Regions from separate parts of the Homo sapiens genome. Here region 2 is linked to region 1. A link is an interaction called in ENCODE POLR2A ChIA-PET data of the cell type or tissue named here. Cell type or tissue: A673. All regions are shown on one strand. Links, peaks and the distances in the headings refer to the core of each region. The heading gives the core; the rest is flanking DNA.

What was found. ChIA-PET counts read pairs that join two places held together with the same protein. Peaks named below come from ENCODE experiments on the same cell type or tissue, not always from the same donor. Only the 100,000 strongest peaks of a DNase experiment are listed, where the experiment ranks them.
Region 2: POLR2A ChIA-PET joins it to region 1 with 5 read pairs; 2 of 35 experiments call an interaction of 5 or more read pairs at or near these places.

Annotation. Positions count from the first base shown.
Region 1 is chr13:76,328,986-76,346,601 of GRCh38, reverse strand. No RefSeq gene overlaps it. Among named protein-coding and RNA genes, the nearest start is that of LINC00561, 400 kb to the right of the region's middle. In A673, for the core only: no CTCF peak of the experiment used is centred there; no DNase peak of the experiment used is centred there.
Region 2 is chr13:77,000,560-77,004,559 of GRCh38, reverse strand. CLN5 (CLN5 lysosomal BMP synthase) reads right to left here. Exons shown (of 4, transcript NM_006493.4): 4 at 1-4,000. The coding sequence ends at 3,591. Among named protein-coding and RNA genes, the nearest start is that of CLN5, 10 kb to the right of the region's middle. In A673, for the core only: a CTCF peak has its summit at 1,758 (motif pointing right); a DNase peak (open chromatin) is centred at 1,769; H3K27ac peaks cover 644 bases.

The DNA.
Region 1 (17,616 bases), core at 13,424-17,423:
TAGCTCTTATTATTTTGAGATACATCCCATCAGTACCTAGTTTATTAAGAGTTTTTAGCATGAAGGGCTGTTGAATTTTGTTGAAGGCCTTTCTGCGTCTATTGAGATAATCATGTGTTTTTGTCTTTAGTTCTGTGTGTATGATGGATTATGTTTATTGATTTGCATATGTTGAACCAGCCTTGCGTCCCAGGGATGAAGCCAACTTGATTGTGGTGGATAAGATTTTTGATGTGCTGCTGGATTCAGTTTGCCAGTATTTTATTGAGGATTTTTGCATCGATGTTCGTCAGGGATATTGGTCTAAAATTCGCTTTTTTTGTTGTGTCTCTGCCAGGCTTTGGTATCAGGATGATGTTGGCCTCATAAAATGAGTTAGGGAGGATTCCCTCTTTTTCTATTGATTGGAATATTTTCAGAAGGAATGGTACCGGCTCCTCTTTGTATCTCTGGCAGAATTCAGCTGTGAATCCATCTGGTCCTGGACTTTTTTGGGTTAAGAGGCTATTAATTATTGCCTCAATTTCAGAGCCTGTTATTGGTCTATTCAGGGATTCACCTACTTCCTGGTTTAGTCTTGGGAGAGTGTATGTGTCCAGGAATTTATCCATTTCTTCTAGATTTTCTAGTTTATTTATGTAGAAGTGTTTATAGTATTCTCTGATGGCAGTTTGTATTTCTGTGGGATGGGTGGTGATATCCCCATTATCATTTTTTATTGCGTCTATTTGATTCTTCTCTCTTTTCTTCTTTATTAGTCTGGCTTTTGGTCTATCAATTTTGTTGATCTTTTCAAAAAACCAGCTCCTGGATTCATTGATTTTTTGAAGGGTTTTTTGTGTCTCTATTTCCTGCAGTTCTGCTCTGATCTTAGTTATTTCTTGCCTTCTGCTAGCTTTTGAATGTGTTTGCTCCTGCTTCTCTAGTTCTATTAATTGTGATGTTAGGGTGTCAATTTTAGATCTTTCCTGCTTTCTCTTGTGAGCATTTAGTGCTATAAATTTCCCTCTATAAATTTGAATGTGTCCCAGAGATTCTGGTATGTTATGTGTTTGTTCTCACTGGTTTCAAAGAACATCTTTATTTCTGCCTTCATTTCGTTATGTACCCAGTAGTCATTCAGGAGGAGGTTGTTCAGTTTCCATGTAGTTAAGTGGTTTTGAGTGAGTTTCTTAATCCTGAGTTCAGTTTGATTGCACTGTGGTCTGAGAGACAGTTTGTTCTAATTTCTGTTCTTTTACATTTGCTGAGGAGTGCTTTACTTCCAACTATGTGGTCAATTTTGGAATAGGTGTGATGTGGTGCTGAGAAGAATGTATGTTCTGTTGATTTGGGGTGGAGAGTTCTGTAGATGTCTATTAGGTCTGCTTGGTGCAGAGCTGAGTTCAATTCCTGGATATCCTTGTTAACTTTCTGTCTCGTTGATCTGTCTAATGTTGACAGTGAGCTGTTAAAATCTCCCATTATTATTGTGTGGGAGTCTAAGTTTCTTTGTAGGTCTCTAAGGACTTGCTTTATGAATCTGGGTACTCCTGTGTTGGGTGCATATGTATTCAGGATAGTTAGTTCTTCTTGTTGAATTGATCCCTTTACCATTATGTAATGGCCTTGTCTCTTTTGATCTTTGTTGGTTTATAGTCTGTTTTTTCAGAGACTAGGATTGCAACCCCTGCTTTTTTTTGTTTTCCATTTGCTTGGTAGATCTTCCTCCATCCCTTTATTTTGAGCCTGTGTGTATCTCTGCATGTGAGATGGGTCTCCTGAATACAGCACACTGATGGATCTTGACTTTTTATCAAATTTGCCAGTCTGTGTCTTTTAATTGGAGTATTTAGCCCATTTACACTTAAGGTTAATATGTTATGTATGAAATTGATCCTGTCATTATGATGTTAGCTGGTTATTTTGCTCGTTAGTTGATGCAGTTTCTTCCTAGCCTCGATGGTCTTTACAATTTAGCACATTTTTTCAGTGGCTGGTACCGGTTGTTCCTTTCCATGTTTAGTGCTTCCTTCAGGAGCTCTTGTAAGGCAGGCCTGGTGGTGACAAAATCTCTCAGCATTTGTCTGTCTGCAAAGGATGTTATTTCTCCTTCACTTATGAAGCTTAGTTTGGCTGGATATGAAATTCTGTGTTGAAAATTCTTGTCTTTCTTTTTTTGTGGGGGAGAGGGTACGGAGTCTCACTCTGTCACCCAGGCTGGAGTGTGGTGGCGCAATCTCGGCTCACTGCAAGCTCTGCCTTCTGGGTTCATGCCATTCTCCTGCCTCAGCCTCCCGAGTAGCTGGGACTACAGGTGCCCACCACCACGCCCAGCTAATTGTTTGTATTTTTAGTAGAGACGGGGTTTCACCGTGTTAGCCAGGATGGTCTCGCTCTCCTGACCTCGTAATCCACCTGCCTCGGCCTCCCAAAGTGCTGGGATTACAGGCGTGAGCCACTGCACCCGGCCGAAAATTCTTGTCTTTAAGAATGTTGAATATTGGCCCCCACACTCTTCTGGCTTGTAGAGTTTCTGCTGAAAGATCTGCTGTTAGTCTGATGAGCTTCCCTTTGTGGGTAACCTGACCTTTCTCTCTGGCTGCCCTTAACATTTTTTCCTTCATTTCAACTTTGGTGAATCTGACACTTATGTGTCTCGGAGTTGCTCTTCTCGAGGAGTATCTTTGTGGTGTTCTCTGTATTTCCTGAATTTGCATGTTGGCCTGCCTTGCTAGGTTGGGGAAGTTCTCCTGGATAATATCCTGCAGAGTGTTTTCCAACTTGGTTCCATTCTCCCCGTCACTTGCAGATACATCAATCAGACGTAGATTTGATCTTTTCACATAGTCCCATATTTCTTGGAGGCTTTGTTCATTTCTTTTTACTCTTTTTTCTCTAAACTTCTCTTCTCACTTCATTTAATTCATTTGATCTTCAATCACTGATACTCTTTCTTCCACTTGATCAAATCAGCTACTGAAGCTTGTGCATGCATCACGTAGTTCTAGTGCCATGGTTTTCAGCTCCATCAGGTCATTTAAGGACTTCTCTACACTGTTTATTCTAGTTAGCCATTCATCTAATCTTTTTTCAAGGTTTTTAGCTTCTTTGCAATGGGTTTGAACATCCTCCTTTAGCTTGGAGAAGTTTGTTATTACTGATCGTCTGAAGCCTTCTTCTCTCAACTCATCAAAGTCATTCTCCACCCAGCTTTGTTCCATTGCTGGTGAGGAGCTGCGTTCCTTTGGAGGAGAAGAGGCATGCTCTGATTTTTAGAATTTTCAGCTTTTCTGCTCTGGTCTCTCCCCATCTTTGTGGTTTTATCTACCTTTGGTCTTTGATGATAGTGATGTACAGATGGGGTTTTGGTGTGGATGTCCTTTTTGTTAGTTTTCCTTCTAACAGTCAGGACCCTCAGCTGCAGGTCTGTTGGAGTTTGCTGGAGGTCTACTCCAGACCCTCTTTGCCTGGGTATCACCAGCGGAGGCTGCAGAACAGCAAATATTGCAGAATGGCAAATGTTGCTGCCTGATCCTTCCTCTGGAAGCTTTGTCTCAGAGGGGCACCAGGCCGTATGAGGTGTCAGATGGCCCCTACTGGGAGGTGTCTCCCAGTTAGGCTACTCGGGGTTCAGAGACCCACCTGAGGAGGCAGTCTGTGTGTTCTCAGATCTCAAACTCCCTGTTGGGAGAACCACTACTCTTTTCAAAGCTGTCAGACAGGGATGTTTAAGTCTGCAGAAGTTTCTGCTGCCTTTTGTTCAGCTATGCCCTACTCCCAGAGGTGGAGTCTACACAGGCAAGCAGGCCTCCTTGAGCTGTGGTGGGCTCCACCCAGTTCGAGCTTCCGGGCTGCTTTGTTTACCTACTCAAGCCTCAGCAATGGCGGATGCCCCTCCTCCAGTCTTGCTGCCACCTTGCAGTTTTATCTTAGACTGCTGTGGTAGCAGTGAGCAAGGCTCTGTGAGCATGGGACCCTCAGAGCCAGGCACAGGATATAATCTCCTCGTGTGCCGCTTGCTAAGGCCATTGGAAAAGTGCAGTATTAGGGTGGGGGTGTCCCAATTTTCCAGGTACCGTCTGTCACGGCCTCCCTTGGCTAGGAAAGGGAATCCCCTGACCCCTTGCACTTCCCAGTTGAGGTGATGCACCACCCTGCTCCGTGGGCTGCACCCACTGTCCGACAAGCCCCAGTGAGATGAACCTGGTACCTCAGTTGTAGATGCAGAAATCATCTGTCTTCTGTGTCGCTCACGCTGGGAGCTGTAGACTGGAGCTCTTCCTATTCGGCCATCTTGTAACCTCCCTGAGAATATCTTTTAGGACAAAATCACCTCATAGGAAGCTTGAATCTATTCACTTAGATAACAGACTTTAAGAATTGTCAAACACAGGAAGCGGTAATGCCAAAATATTTTCATCTCATGTAACAGAGGCTTCTCCTAAATCTGTAACATTCTCACTTCTCAGAGACACTACATAGAAACTCAATTGAAAAGTTCCACTAGTTTACCTTCCTAGAATACTGGCCCTTAATATCAGCTGCTATAATAACTTTTGATTAAATATATGAGAGTGTGTGTATATGTGTGTGTTTGTGCAAGTGAATGTAGGCATATGTGTATAAACAGGATAAAAATTTTAATAACTAAGGCTATTAAAATTGGACCTCTTTTTAATTGGTCATTTGTCTGAAAACTTTCATAGTAGTATTTACCAATGCAGGAAATAAAAACTATAATTTATTAAAAAGAACCCTAGAATGTAAGGTTTGGTAAGGATTATCAACATAACCTGGCCCAACCTTCCATATAGTCATTGAAACTCTCCCACCATATAACATACCTAGTGTAGGTTTATAAGCACTTTTTTTAAAAATGAAAATTAAATGTTTATAAGAAAAGACAGGATAAATACAAAAATATCAAATTTTGTGTAATTTAGGATGCTTGAAATTTTTTATGTATTTTTTAAAGTTAACTTTGAAATTAGAGAATCAAATACAAAGAGTGAGAAATTAAAAAATGCCTTTTCTTGTGTCTTTCTGTGGCTTCTTTACCATAGCTCAAAATCTAACCTCTGGGTTACATAAATCTAATTCTTCTACACTGCATGCCTTTAAATCCGTGAATTAGTCCCTCATTTGCCACTAGAGTCTTTTCTTTGACTAGATAAATAGGATCTATCTCTCTCTTGATATTCATATTCAGTATATGAAAATGGCTATCACATGTTTCATGGTGTATTGAGGGTGGGAGTAAGTCATATCTCACTTGGGGCCTTGATCTTCCAGAATTTATTGCTATGGTTTAATGTGAATTTCACTAATCCTTGATTAATGCCTTTTCCCATATCTTTTATGTATGTTTTCCTTAAAACCCAAGTACTCTATTCTTTTTTCATATGAGATAATTTCTTGGCTCTCCTTGTCAATCATTTCTACTAATTTTTTTTCACTTTGTTTCCTAATATACAATGCCCAGAGGTAAATACTTTGTTTTAGTGGAATACATATGGGCTTTGGTTTGGTAAAGCTGAACAGTGCAAATTTTATCAGTGGTGATTCCCAGTGAGGGAATTTGGTCCGTAAATATCAAGAGCTGTTGCCAATTGCAGGTTAGGGCTTTCAGACCTTGTGGAGGGTGGGGTGGGGGTGCATGATTGAAACTACAGCAAGTGTTGATCAACTCTGTGTTCTTTACAGTTTATCTCCTATTCCTATCTTGGATGACAGTTGTCCCTTTTCAATATTTATTCTTTTTAGTATAAAGATTATTCTTCTTGAAATATATAAAGTGGTTTTGTTTGTTATCCATCATCATTATATAATTTGTCCCTTATTTGGACTGCTTGGTCCAAATAAAAATTTGTAAAGCTCGATTAGGCATTTAGGTTTTACTACAAGACTTGAATAGATCCATTAACTCAATCAATCAGTACTTAGTGAACAGTACTTACTGTTTGTGAGATATTACTTTATGCAGAAGTAGATCTAGGTTTTGAAGTCTTGAAGCTTATACAACTGAGAGGGGAGGTTGTTTAACAACAAGAATACAAAATTAGGTACAAAAAATACTTGTTTAGAATAAGAGAATAAAAATACAAATTTGAAAACAAATCAGAATAAAACAACATTTTCATTAAATAATTGCATAACACATTCCTAAAACATTTTTTCCTGTGTATTTCGGCTGCAGATCCTTTAATTGTATCTTAAATAGCAAATGGCAGTAATTTTATAACTTTATGTAGAAAAATATATTCTTCCTTCTAACATGTTTTATCAAAATAGGTTTTAACTATTATTGACCGAATACATAAAACATGAAACCTTACAAATACATTAACTTATATATAAACACTTAACATATATAAACACTATAGATATTATAGATAGCTACATATTCAATTAATCTGCCTCTAGTATTAAGTGCTAAGATACAAGAAAAACAATATAGAAACAGCGACTGCTTTTCTGGAGTTTGCATTCTGAGGAAAGAAAGAAAATACATAAAGAAACAAATTTAAGACTCTACACTATGATTTTATCTTTTTCATCCCTAGTTTTCAACATGAGGTCTTTGAGAGACCTTTTTACAGGGTCCAAGAAGTCATATCTATTTTCATAATGATACTAAGATATTTGCCTTTTGTACTGTGTAAACATTTGTGCTAATGGAACAAATCAATGCTGGGTAAAACTTCCAATACCTTAGTAGTAATCAAGGCTGTACCCAATGCTAGCTGTTGTATCCCTCACCATCTGCACTCACAGTAAAAGAAGGAAGTGAAACTGGATTTCAGTTAAGAATGTCCTTGATGAGATAGTAAATATCATTGATTTAATTAGATCTCAACACTTATATACACACTATTTTTTTTTTTTTTTTTTGAGACGGGGTTTAGCTCTTGTTGCCCAGGCTGGAGTGCAATGGCATGATCTTGGCTCACCGCAACCTCCACCTCCTGAGTTCAAGTGATTCTCCTGCCTCAGCCTCCCAAGTAGCTGGGATTACAGGCATGCACCACCACGCCTGGCTAATTTTGTATTTTTAGTAGAGACGGGGTTTCTCTATGTTGGTATACACACATTTTTAACAATCCATGTGATAAAATGAAAAGTATGTGCAAAGTGATTCTGTTGCATAGTCAAGAATGATGAGCTTTGGGAAAATCATTCGTGCATTTGTTTAAGTTGTGAGTTGAACTGACTAGTTTCAAAAAAGTTTTTTTGCATTTAAGAGCAACTGAAAAGCTATTGTCTTGGTTTATCTGCCATACCTATTTATAATTTTTTAAAATGAACATGTTACTTGAATAAAACAACTCACATAATTTGTTGCCAATAATAAAATGTGAGGTTTCAGGAAAAAAAATAGCTTCAGGAAAAAAACTTTTATCTTGCCACCATGAACTGGAATGCTTCCCAGTACTTGACTCTTCTGATGAGATTGGTAGTAATAATAACAAATATGATTATTTCATATTGTAAAATGAAAACTATAAACTAACTTATTCCAAATGATCAAATGCATAACATTGCAAAATCATGCCAGAATAAAAGATTTATTCCAAGTGCAAGAGTGATCAATTAAATTTAATGTATCAGAGTATGTAAAGTTCATTGACATCATTTCAGATTCCGTATTTCAATTAGCCTTTAAGAGGCTACCACTTGTCAAGTTTTGTTGTAGTATCAAGAAAAATAAATTATAATTATCTGAAAAAGTTATTAAAATATTCCTTCTTTTTCCATCTACATATCTGAAAAAACACATTTTCTTCAAATACTTTGAAATGAGAAATTGAATGCAGAGATAGATATGAGAATGCAATGACCTTCTCTTAAGCCAGACATGTAGACATTTTTTAAATGAAAAATAATGCCTCTCTCTATGCTAAATTTTATTTTTAAAATATAATTATGCTCATTAAATGTTATTTATGTGGATATATAATAGCTTATTTTATTTTACAATAAATTAATAAGCATGTAAAGTTTTTATTTTTAATTTCTGTATGTTAAATATCAATATCATAATGCACAAAAACAAAAACTCTTTGGAGTTCTCAGTAATTTTTAAGAATATGAAGGATTTCTGAGCTAAAACATTTTTGAGTAGCAGTAGTTTATATGCATCCTTCTTTTTGTGCCCTCATTTAAAAAAAACTTTTATGCTTGCTTTCTTGAAAACTGAACTTTCAAATATTTGCCTCCTGTTTCCCTTTTATTATTTTCATAGAGCATCCAGTCTAGTATGCTATTATTAAACTGTATTGTTGTCACCTGTTTTCATATCTGTATGCTTCACCAGATGATAATGATTAATGTTTTCTTATATGAAGGTAATAGGTTTTCTCTTCTCTGAATTTCTCCAATAATAGCTTGCTACAGTCTCCCTGTGTGTGTCTGACTACTCAGTTATTTTAAGATTTTTTTTCCACTATGGCATCATGAATTTGAAGTGGTGCATCAAAGAATTTGAAAGACTGGAGGCCCTCGTCTTCATTTTCGTTTGTCTCTTCTGTAATATTTCCTTGTTGTATTTTTGTCTGTTTTTCTTATCCCTATCTTAGGATGGAAGTGAGGCTGAGAAAGAGGTTGGACCACCTAAACAATATATATATTTTTAATTCTGAGAAGGTTTCTACTTCTCCAGCTAATTATTCGCTTCTGTTGGATGGTTGATTGCTGAGATAGTTTGAATTATTTTTCAACAAATATTCACATTCCTCCCCTATTACTGAAGGCAGAATATATTTCCCTAACCCTTTGATATTTAAGACCAATACCCATTGACCAAGTCTGTTGGCTTTGGTCAAACATATTGGCAGATGTTATACACTTAGTGGATTTAGATTGATTGCATGGTAAAGTTTGACTCTTTCATGTTGGTAATATACTTTGTGAAAAATAGACCGCAGGCTGAACAACCTGCAAGCCAAATCCCAGAGCCAAGTCTAGCTAAGCTGCAGCCCTAAATAGAACTGCCTGAGTGAGCCCAGCCTTAATCAGCAGAGCACAGACTCTGTAAGTTAAGAAGAATTTAACTTTCCTCTCAGCTTCTCTAAACTTTAAATAGGCTTTTTCTGGGTTCTGACCTCCCTTCCCTTAAAGAACTTATTTTACAAAATTTGTCATTGTAAATTCTTTCTCTGCCCCTTCGAAATGTAAATTGTTTTAAAAAGCCTCATGAATGTCTTTCTCAAGGACCTGGGAACCTGTCTTTGAAATGTAATCATCAAGGAAGATAGCACCCCTTACCCCTATCTCCCAGTTTCTATGGCAGGATAGGAGCCTAACTTCAGCAGGTACTTTGCTCCAAGCTGCAAAACTACCTCCTGCCTTGAAGGAAGTTTAGGTTTCCTTTGGGTAAGCCAATTAGTAAGCATATTTAGACTACTATCTACTCCTCAACCCCCCAAAATATCCTTGCTTTAAAAATTCTCCAGCTCTTTGTTTGAGTGGAGTTGGGTTCAAACTGAGTATTAATCATTCTTGTGTTGCAATAGTCTTGGAGAATCTTCCTTGCCTGTTTTACTTTGCCAAGTGCAAGTTTTGTTTTGACAGAATAAATGTTTGTGTCATAGGATAGTGAGTTTTGGGAAGGTTTGTTATGCAGCATTATTACTGGAATAGGTGACTATGAAATTTGGTTGATTAGTTGATTCATTTATGCCTACATCCTGCATTATTTAAGATGATTTTAAAATAAAATTTTAAAAAAACTAGGAAAGAATGATATGGACAGGAAAATAAGAGTTGAGAGGTAAAGTCAAAGAAAGGAACCTAATGCAAAAAATCCAAGAAGAATTATTATAGTTAAGCATTAAATTTAGGTCAGAATTCACTTTCCTGGCAGTGATGGCTTAAAGAAAAAATAAATCCTATAATAATCATTATGTATAATTGGAAGAATGCTGGTATGTTAAAAGAAAAATATGTTTCCTTGTATTTAACAACAGGTAAACCTTTATAATAGGGTCAGTGAGCAATATTTTCAGCAATTTAGCCAAACATGCAAAAGTAATAGTGTGGCTTTCTTTTAGTACTCCTTGATAAAAATCAAGAACGTTTTGTTATATGAGGATTCTATTAACGCATGTCTGTAGAAATAAAAAACAATGAAGTTTAGACACCTAAATTTCTGCTGTTTTTAGGTAATACAGAAAAAACTAGGAAAATTCAAAAGTTACACTCTTTCCCCAGGGAAGTGGTTTTACATGTCTTCTATAGTAATGGGTATCCTTTGTTGAGCATTCTGTGTGTGCCTGGCACTGTAATGGTATTCAATACATATCGTCTCCAGTCTACTTGCAAGACTATTATAATCCCCACTTAAAATACAGGGAAACTTGGTCAAGGTTTATCTGACCCTGAAGGACATCTATGTTCACTATACTAAACTGCTTTTTAGAGATTTATCATTGCTAAGAAATTTTTAAATCATAAAAATTGCAATTATCTCATTAGAAGTTATTATTGAAATTACTTCAGGGTTCCACTAATACCAAAATTTATTGCATATGGTCTGCAGTTCCCATGTCAGGCTGAGTGCACTAGACTCATTTGTGAGGTTATTAAAAATATATGACCTAATCTGAGAGTCTGACCCCAAAATCTTTGAAGGGCTGAGAATTTATTTATTTTTTTACTAACTCCATTGCCTCTATCTAACTCAGAATCAGGCTTAAAAATCATTAAAATTTGTCTTTTGAATAAAAATTATTTCAGCTGGGATTTTAATCAGAATAGAATAGTAAAGATTTTGAGTATACATTGATAAAAAAAAATGCCTGGTTTAGGTATTTTGTTTAATACATTGAAAGGAGAGCCTTGTATCTTATAAACCAGCTAAACAGAAGTCAAAGTTCACACTTTATTATTTAAATGAATAGTTCTGTCTGGGAAGACAGAGGTAATTTATAAAAAATGTCAACCAGCAAGCAAAGCCAAAACATTCAACTCTGGTTTCTCTCAAAAGTTTGAAATCAACTTGGTTATAGTTCTGAAATTCATTACCCCAGAGAAAGGAAGAAATGGACTTGATCTGGTGGATGTGGATGTTTATGGTTGGAATTTTCAAGCATCCTCCTCATGGTAAGAGAACCCAATCCAAGACTGTGTGACACTTGAGGTGAGTGGGGCTGCCTCCTGATGGGCAGGTTGACTTACTGACTGGGGATGATGAAGTTTTGTTCATCTAGATAATGAAGACTGCATATAGGCATTACAAGAATGAGAATGGCTGCTTTTTTGTCTTTATTAGCCGAACAGATTCAGCTGCTTCTGCTACTGCAACAAGATAGCAAGACCATTTCCCTTTTTTTTTTTTTTTTTGACGGAGTCTTGCTCTATCGCCCAGGTTGGAGTGCAGTGGCATGATCTAGGCTCACTGCAACCTCCACCTCCTGGGTTTAAGCAATTCCCCTGCCTCATCCTCCCGAGTAGCTGGGATTATAGGTGCCCGCCACCATGCCTGGCTAAGTTTTGCGTTTTTAGTAGAGCCAGGTTTCACCATGTTGTCCAGGGTGGTCTTGAACTCCTGGCCTCAAGTGATCCACCCACCTAGGCCTCCCAAGGTGCTGGGATTACAGGCATGAGCCACCATGCCCAGCCCATTTACATTTTTGGTGCAAACGATTGTTACCATTACCCCAAGGGAGAGGCAAGAATATCTGGTGTCCAAGTAGGCATAAAATCCGTAGATATATGGCTCTACATGGAATAATGGAAGTAAACAGAAACTCTGGAGAGCAAGGCTTCACACAAGATTAGAGGTTATAAGCCTAGTGCTCCTTTAGAAGAACTGGGGGTTTGGGGGCAGGGGGCGGGCAGGGAAACAGACCTGAATCACAGATTGTACGTTAGTGCTTTGTGAATATTTTCCACTGTATGTGTCTTTTACATCAACAAGTTATTACCCAAAACCTTTTCTTAAGCCACGTGTTGTTTTTATTCAGATAAATTATTCAAGATACATTGTATTTTTAGGAGAGTGGACAGCTTGAGGAATATGTAAGCCTCTCTTTTGGCTCCTCTGTCTTACAGCCTGTTGCTCTAAAGTCTCTTTTACCACATACAACACTCAGAAGACTGTTGTGGACAGCACGTTTAAAAATAATATTACGTAATATTTATAGAGCATTTCTATGTGTCAGACAATTACAGGCATTATTTATGTTCATGGCAATCCTGCAGGAGTATGTAAAGCCTTTTAAAAATACATCTAAAGAAAAATTAAATACCTCTTGTGTACCTGGCAATACATGCTTTATAAATTGTGCTTTGGGTGAAAATTGCTATGACAAGTTAAAATTTATTCACCAGTCCAAAACAGTTGAAGTTGAAAATGAGAATTCTACATATGGCACAAACAGAAAGCAATTTTTAAAAAAACAAACAAACATAATTGTATCCGTTCACTAGGGCTACCATAACAAAGTACTACAAAATCAGCGGCTTAAACAAAAGAAATGTATTGTCTCACACTTCCGTAGACTAGAAGTTTGAAATCACGGTGTTGACAGGGTTGACTCCCTCTGAGGGCTGTGAGGGAAGTCTCTTCCAGACTTCTTTTCTCCATGGCTTCAGGGCCATCTTCTTCCTGTGTCCTCACATCATCTTCGTCTACACAGCGTCTTCGTGTGCAAATTTTCCCTTTTTGTAAAGACACCAGTCATTTTGGATTAACCTTCCGCCCAGTGACCTTATTTTAACTTGATTACCTCTGTAAAGACTTCATCTCTAAAGTCACATTCCGAGCTACAGGGGTTTCAGTTTTGGGTTTTTCTTTCTTTTTGGTTGGGGGAGAACGGGACACAGTTCAACTTACAATAATAACAAATAGAACTAATTATATACCTTTAATTTTTGCCCCCCAAAATTAATTTAAGCCTATGTAACACTGGGGGCTTATTCCTATACTTTTTCCAGTATCCCCTGCAGTCACAGCACTCCACAAAAGTTAGATAATAACAGTAAGTATTGGCCTAGTAAAAGAGATTATGTATAGTGAGGATGCAGTTATTTGGGCATCAACGTTTTTAATAGCTAAAAAATTGTTTAAAACAAACAATTTATTCTTCAAAATAACTTCAATATATTTGTTGAGAAGCTATATTCTAAGTGCAAAGCTTTTGTCATTGTATAATCACTTCATTTGAAAAGTTAAAAATACTCACCAGAGACTGATAATCTCCCTCATAGACTTCCTCAGAGTCAATGTAGAGAGAAAAAAAAAAACTCTATGAGGAGTGTATGATAAGAGAAAGTACTAAGTCGAATTATACCTACTCCATAGCACATGGCTGGTTCTGAGCCTGGTGCGTCATGATACAGAGTAACTAAGGGGCAGCCTCTCTTGTCAGGTCCCACCATGAACTCAGCAGTTTGATTAGCCCTCCTATCCTGTCTGCCTACCCATCGTTTTAGCTCCTTCAAGTCTTCTCCCACAAGAACCACTCTTTCAGGCACATGGCAATGGCATTACTGCAATTCTACTGCTTCTACTAACCAGGGCCTCTGGGAATATCAGGGCTCCATCCTTTATATTTTGGTAATAAAAATAATAACACAAAGAATGAACCCTACTATAAACTATGGAATTTATTTAATAATAATAATGCACCAATATTGACTCATCATTTGTAACAAATGTAGCACACAAGATGCTAATAATAAGGGAAACTGGGGTGGGGGGTTGTATAAGGAAACTATTTGTACTTTCTGCTCATAGTTCCTTAAAACTAAAATTACTCAAAACATAAAGTCTGTTAGTTAAAAAAACACTAAAGAAAGTTATGCTCTGCCTCAAAATTATGTGTCATGTTTCAAGATCTCTGAAAATACTCCTAATGCTAGAGTCCGTTTTATCTTTTGCTATTTCCACCACAGGATTTCAGATTAATGGAAAGAAGGAAGAAAGGAAGGAAGGGAGGAAGGGAGGTTGGGAAAGAAAGAGTGAAGGAAGAGAGAGAGGGAGGAGAGGAGGAGAGAAGAAGGGATAGGAGGGGAAAAAAGGATTAAGGTAGCACTTAGGAGCTCTTCTACAGATTTTGTTTTTCATATGTATCTGAGTGAAGCAATGTCTGTTTGCAGTATCACTCTTGGAGTGGGTAAAACATTTCATTATGAAATAGAAAGGAAAACACTAAGACATTTCTAGAGGTAGTTGTCAAGAGCAGTTTGTTTGAAATCTAATAAGAAGCATATTAAAAGTAATTATTTTAAGCATCTGGAGTTAAGACAGGCAAGTGGTTGAGATTATTATTTCTTTTCTCCAAACTCATAACTATACCAAAAATGGTTGGAGGCAATGTGACTATCTGGATCTTATGGCACTTCTTTGAGATCTTCTTTCTTCTCTCCCTCTCTCTCTCTCACACACACACACACACATACACACACACTTTTATTTTTTTTCTTGGCACTTCCCCTCCATGAACCAATGTTTAAAGAAGGCATTCTAAAGAGACTCCCAGCTGTGGGTTTCAGACTTTATTTTTATGTTGGCTTAGATCCAGGAAATGCAATGCTTTGGCTCACAGTTATGAGAATCATACCTAGTGGTAAAACATAATTCAAAATGCTTTAAATTGTTTTGAGTTCTTTGGATTGTAAACTTTCTCGTTGCTCCCTAAGAGAACTATACATCTAGCTAACTACTACTAATCACTACACAGGCAACAAACATGAAAACATTTGTGTAACACAAATGTGCATCTTGACTCATTTCATAAGATTGTACATTCTTTAGTATTTTCAGATACCTATAAAGATAAAGAAAAAAACATTTATGCTAAAAAGATTTTTTAAAATATATTTTTAAATTTTCAGTCAGTTTGTATGTAAGTAATATAAAAAGATTTCATGATAGATAATCCTAGAGTGCATGGCACAGCAGTCTCTTCTTTTCATTTTACATCAATCTGGATATCTGAATGACGGAAGAGTAAAAAGTATGGCTTTACTTGTAAATTTTAATGATAAAATATCTATTTGAAAAGGAAAGAACTTTGGAAATATGCGTAGCTTGCAACATGAGACTTTCTTTCCTAGTGGCAAGCAAATCAGAAATAATTTCAAAAACTACCCTGGATCTAGGTAGTATCTTGACTACACGCACACATACGCACACACACACACTCACAATCCTAAGAGAACAGGAAGATTCTGTAATGCAGATCACCATTCAGTTGTAGATTCACACATATTGAGTGTATATGGAGTCAGAATCTACAAGGAAGAACACCAAATTTAGATGGAAGCTACTAGGCCACTTGATTGGATATTTACACATTCAAGGCTTAGGTTTTTATTTTATTTCATTAATTTGGCCTATCACCTAAATGCTTACATCATTCAATCTTTAAACAGTGTTGAAATTTAAATTTTGACTTCCCCCAGCATTCTTTGAAAACGACATATAGTGAAGCCTTTAGAAGTCACTTAAGGATCCAATAACCTTGCAAACTTGTAGTGGCTACATAGGCAGCTCCTCTTAGGGGATTGCACTCTGGTCATAGGATGACAACTTCACAGAGGAAAATTGCTGCAAAGGAGAGGCTCATTTTCCTTTCCCACTGCCTGTGATTACTATGCCTGGAGAATCATTTATAAAACTCATATGTGCAAAGTCTATGGGTGATTTATGAATCTGGGGCTGTTGTGCAGCGCCCAGAAATTCATCATTCCTGGATTCATGTTAGCAAGAATGAATTCCAGCCAATGTTCAAAGTCAGAATGCGGCATCCTCCAAGTGGCCTGAGAAGGTTCTGGCCCTCTGGCTGCCATCATCTCTTCACTTTTTATCATAGTCTAATCACACATTCTCTTTTTTCTTCCCTTAGGATTGAAAGAAAATGTACTCCGTAGAATAATAATAATAAAAAAAAAATCTTAGCCACCAGGTTCTGCTTTTCCACCTCTTCATTTTTTGCTCATATTTGCATTCCTCTTCCACTGTCTCTTTATCTTTATATCTTCTATTCTCTGTTTTTATAATTACTTACTTCCTTAGTTCTCTCTAGATTCCTCCAGATACCCTTGTTTCTATTTCCTTAGAATTCTGAGTCTTACCCTGCTTTATATGTTCTCTTAATTTCTGTCTTCATAGATTTCTCATCTTTCATTTATTTCCATAATTCTCATTCTTTCCTGTTTACATTCTTTCAAATACTTGCCCTTTCTTTTTCCCTGTTTTATTTCTCCCATCTGTTTTATATTTCCAAAGAAAACCCAGTCTTTCTAGCAACTGACTGTGATCCTGGAGATTTTTGAAATAATTCAGAATGTTTTTACCTAATTCTTCTTCCTTGGCAGATACACCAAATAGGATATTCAGTTCGGCCTTTTAGTCCAGGGAATTGGAATGTACACTTTCTTTAATAAATTTACATATTGAATGTAAGAGGTCTCAGCAAATTTATAGAATATAAAATAAATACTAACTGTATAAATTATTTAAAAACCATGAAGCAAAATCTAAATATTCAGTGAAGGTAAGAATGGGCTTGAATATGGAGAAAACCATGCCAGAATTCTAAATATGCACCTAACTCAGGAAAAACAGGTTTTAAGTGAGGACACTATAAAGACTCCTTTTCTCTTATCTCCTTTGTTTCACCAATAGAACGTCAATGAGCTGTGTGTGTATGTGTGTGTGTGTGTGTGTGTTAGTGCATGTGTGTATGTTTTCAGGGATGGGGTGGGGTACAGAAAGTACCTGATTCTTTTGGATCTATGTCCTAAAACAAAAATTTGTTCCTTGAAATTGAACTCTTAGCATTTCAGTCCACATTTGTGCACAAAATAGCATAGCAACCCTGTTCTGAAACCCAAGCTTAAGATCTGTTGAGCACTTATTTAGGGAAGAAGTTGATGCTCTTCTTCAACTTCTTTGTGAAGGATTGATGAAGTTGATGTAGGATTAGGGGAAGTTCTGTGAAAGAATGCTGTGGAAATGGAAAACTGCTTCTCCATTCAGGATATTTTAACTCTGGCACTGAATTTACTTAGGTCATTCAAAAACTCAGAAACCTTTCTCCTTGGAAGGCAGCTTAGCAAACATGCCCACTACAGAGTCACATCATCTTCACATTCCCAAACATAAGTGGATTTTCTAACTCTTCCTTCAAGCCATATCTAGGACTCCTTCTGAGAGTTTTTGGCAAATTACCATTTCTCTCTGTGATAGGCATAATAATGGCCCTTCCAATGTGTCTACATCCTAATTCCTGGAACCTGTGAATACGTTCTCTTACATGGCAAAGGAGAATTTAGGTAGCAGATGGAATTTTTTGTTGCTAATCAGCTGATCTTAAAATGGGGAGATTATCCTGCATTATGGCTTATCTATGTAGGCCTAGTATAGTCACGAGAATCCTTGAAAGTGGAAGAGGGTGGCAGAAGAGGAAGTGAGATGATGTAATGCAATATGAGAAGGACCCAAGTGGCCATTGCTGACTTCTATGCATTACATGTGTCCCCAAAAAGAAATGTTCAAGTCCTCATCTCCGGTACCTCTGGATAAAGCCTTGTTGAAAATAGGCCCTTTTAAAAGGTAATGAAGTTAAAATTAGGTTACTAGGGTGGGTCTTCCTCTAACATGACTGGTGTCCATAGAAAAAGGGG
Region 2 (4,000 bases), core at 1-4,000, 670 kb before region 1:
TTGCTGACACCCAACTTTAAAAAGGGCACAAAGCCTTTTACTCCGAAAGTGAAGTAAGAGCTTATCCTTAGAATAATCAGTCCAATAAAAGGATAAATAATCCTAACTTGTTTTAAGTAGGAGACAAAATTTTGAAAGGAAGGTTTGAAGAGCAGGAAACCACTTGGATAATAAAGGGTAAATATGACGAAGATGCTGGAAACACTTTGGCCAGCCTGTTTGCCTTTGTGAACAGGGAAAAAGCATGTGTGTAGTTTTGGAACATCACTCTTTGTATAGCCTGCCAACTATTTAAAAAATAAAACATCTTACAGGAACTATAATTCCAGGTAATTCATTAAGTGCCACCACAGCAGACCATAAAACTGGATAAGACTTCCTAAGACTTGATTTTTTTCTCCAATTTTTAAGGAGCCACCAATATTGAGGGTTCCAAATAAAGTTAGTAGGTTTCTTCACTGTGTTTTCCTCTACATGCAACAATATATTAGATGACACTTTGTGGGTATACTTACTTAACTAATTTTGTGCCAGATTAATGAGGAGATATATTCACTCTAAAGCCCTAGTCAGACTAAAAATGTATAAATTTTATACATCTACAACATTTTTTTGAGACGGAGTCTCACTCTGTTGCCAGGCTGGAGTGCAGTGGTGCGATCTTGGCTCGTGGGAACCTCCACCTCCTGGATTCAAGTGATTCTCCTGCCTCAGCCTCCCAAGTAGCTGGGACTACAGGCATGCTCCACCACAACCAGCTAATTTTTGTATTTTCAGTAGAGACGGGGTTTCACCATGTTGGCCAGGCTGGTCTCGAACTCCTGACCTCAAGTGATCCGTCCACCTTGGCCTCCCAAAGTATGTGTTAGGATTACAGGCATAAGCCACCGCACCCAGCCTACATCTATAACAATAGCAAAATAGAAACTGCATTTAAGTTGTACTTAAGTTATAATTAAAGTAAATCACATTAAGTCATATTGCTCAAAGGGCAGCAAAACTTAATTGGCAGATTTCTGCGTGGCTATGTTTTGGTTTCTCAACTACTATTTTGAAAGCATGTTCTTGAATCATCTTCACCTGAAAGCTCTACATCTTGTAAGTAGAGCTGACAGGTTTAATTCTTAAGAAATACTTTTGTAAATGTTAATGCTGTCTGTGCTGTAGTTACCTGACTTTATGATGCTTTCTGTCTTCATTTAATTAAGATTCTTAGGAACAATGAAAAATCTTGAATGCTTTTTTTTTGAGACGGAGTCTCGCTCTGTCGCCCAGGCTGGAGTGCAGTGGCGCCATCTCAGCTCACTGCAACCTCTGCCTCCTGGGTTCAAGTGATTCTCCTGCCTTAGCCTCACGTGTAGCTGGGATTACAGGCATGGACCACCACCCCTAGCTTTTTTTTTTTTTTTTTAATTTTAGGAGAAACGGGGTTTCACCACATTGGCCAGGCTGGTCTTGAACTCCCGACCTTCAGTGATCCTTCCACCACCTCAGTTTCGCAAAGTGATAGGATTACAGGCGTAAGCCACTGTGCCTACTCAAAAATCTTGAATGCTTTTTTCACATAACTATTAGAATCTTGTTTAAAAGTTCCAGGTACAGATATCCTCATTTGTTTTCCCTGCATAACCAAGTTCTTTGATTTGCAGTTGACCAAAACTTGGTACAAGAATCTTTGTCTCTTCAAGGCAGTTCTGGAAATCCAAAATCCTGTAGTTTTTCCAGAGCAATTTCCTGAGTTTGGTAGAAGTTCGTGTTGCCTGAGTTTAGCCACTAGATGGTGATAATGCACAGATCCAAGTTTTCTTGTAACATTGTGAAAACAATTAGCAGGTTAAAGAGGCAGTATTAATTTGGAATATTTAGGCATTATTATAAGGAGTCGACAGGCTAAAGGAGGCGTGAAAGAAAGTTCTCCCTCTGTATTTGAGGAAGATATCTGGTGACTGGGTTATTTTCAGACTGTTGTGGGACTACAGTTGAAAAAAAAAAACCCAGCAAAAATGAATTCCTAGACAAAATAAGACCAAAGACACATAAAATACAAGCTCCAATTTTTTTAATTAGACCCAACAGAAACAAAAACACTCCAATAAATTGTTTATAAAAGCTTCCTGTCAGTATCTGTACTTATTTCCTCACAGACCAGTAACATCTGGTTGGCAGGCACTGGTCTGAGGACCACACTTCGGTGCTAAAAGCCTGTACTATAGTGCATCCAATTCAGTCAGCAGAACCGGGGTTCAAGACCTGACTTCATTACTACTAGCTGGATAGCCAGAGAAAGATCACTTAGCCTTTCTAAGGTCCACTTTACTCATTTGGATCAGGTTAATTATATCTATGATTAAGCTTTCTGTGAGAGCTCAATAATAATGTACTAACCTCTCAGGAAGTACTTGAAAGTTGAAACTGAATCACATAATTGGTACATTTACATATTAAACGTGAATTGTTTTATCTGATATCTACTCCATCTTCTTACTGAATGGTGTTTTCTCCTTGAATAGAAACGTGTTCAGTTGATCATCAAATACTTAAAGGACCTTGAAAGCTTGTCTGGCTCTAATTAAAGCACAGCTACTTGGTGATCTTAACAGAAACCTGTCCTCTCTCGGAGAAGTGCAACCTCTTCCACTGCGCTGACAGCTTTGTGGGAAGAGGGAGAACTACAGGAAACAATGAAGAAGTCAGAAGGTGCCTGTTTACCCAAACGTGTCTGCAGCCATGTTCCTGCATACCCCGGTTAGAAGAACCGCTGAAGCACTATGCTATCAGCTTAAAATCTAGGTGACTACAAAACCCTGGAAAGTTTGGCACATAAACTACATTAGGCAAGATCAAGGATGACATTTGTTCTTTGATTAATCATTATCACTGCCATTCAATGTGACCTGCCAAACATACACAACTTACATCTTTACAGCAATCCTAAATCCTAAGATTTAGTGATGTTAGTATGCTTAAAGAACACAAGCCAGTTACTAGCTAGTTCCAAAATCTCAGCCAGAAATATGTGTTAACACTGGATTTGCCACATCTAGAAGCACAATCACTCCAGTTATGGTGTCTAAACGAATGTCTAAAGTTAGGTGAATGGAATGTAATCAGACTATACTAAACTTGGTTCCAAAAGTTATAGAAGTTGTAAAGTTAGTCTAAACTAAAGCACTTAAGTGAAAAAGTGTAACTGCCATATCAGAAAGAAGAGCTCCCACCATGAAAATGTCACTGAATGTATTTTTTATTTTTGAAGGTATTTTTAAAATCTGGGCACACCATATCTATCTGTAGGACCCTGGGTCCAAAGGTCCTACATAACTGATATGAACCATAATTCTCCATATTAACAAAGGCTCGGAAATTGAAACCAAGATCACCTAACTCGCTCACTTTGGCCAATATAGTACGAATTTCAGCTTCTTTACAAGAGAAGAGTCCTGAGATGTTAATATGCAGCAATTCTGCTGATGTGCATTTTAACTTTATGCACCAAGGAAGAAAGGCTAAGGAATTCACAAAAGTAAAATCACCCCCTGAAAAACAGATGCTGGTGATTGGAGAAAAAAGAGCAGTAGAATTAAGGTGTTTTATAAACCAGAGAGTGTTTTGTTTCTGATAGGTAAAGGGATTTCTTCATATGTTATTTTAATAAAAGGGAATTTCATAGGTAAAAACCAATATTCAAAATTATAAAACAAATAGAACTGTTTGTGCACAATCACTGCATCAAAAATTTGCAAGAGACTCAACAGAAATTCTTTAGTTGGCAAATGTGGTTTGAAGGGGTAATAAAATCTTTTTATGGCTAAACCAAGAGTCTTGTTTCCTGTTGGCCCAAAAACAGATGTTTCATTTCCCAGATAAGTAGGTTCTCCACTGTAAAGAAATATTCTTGTATAGTTGGTTTCTATGTTCTTGAACTCTGCTCCAAATTCAGCCAACTTGTTAAAGGTCCTTAACACAAATTTGGAACAGTCGTAGGAATCAAACCATGTCT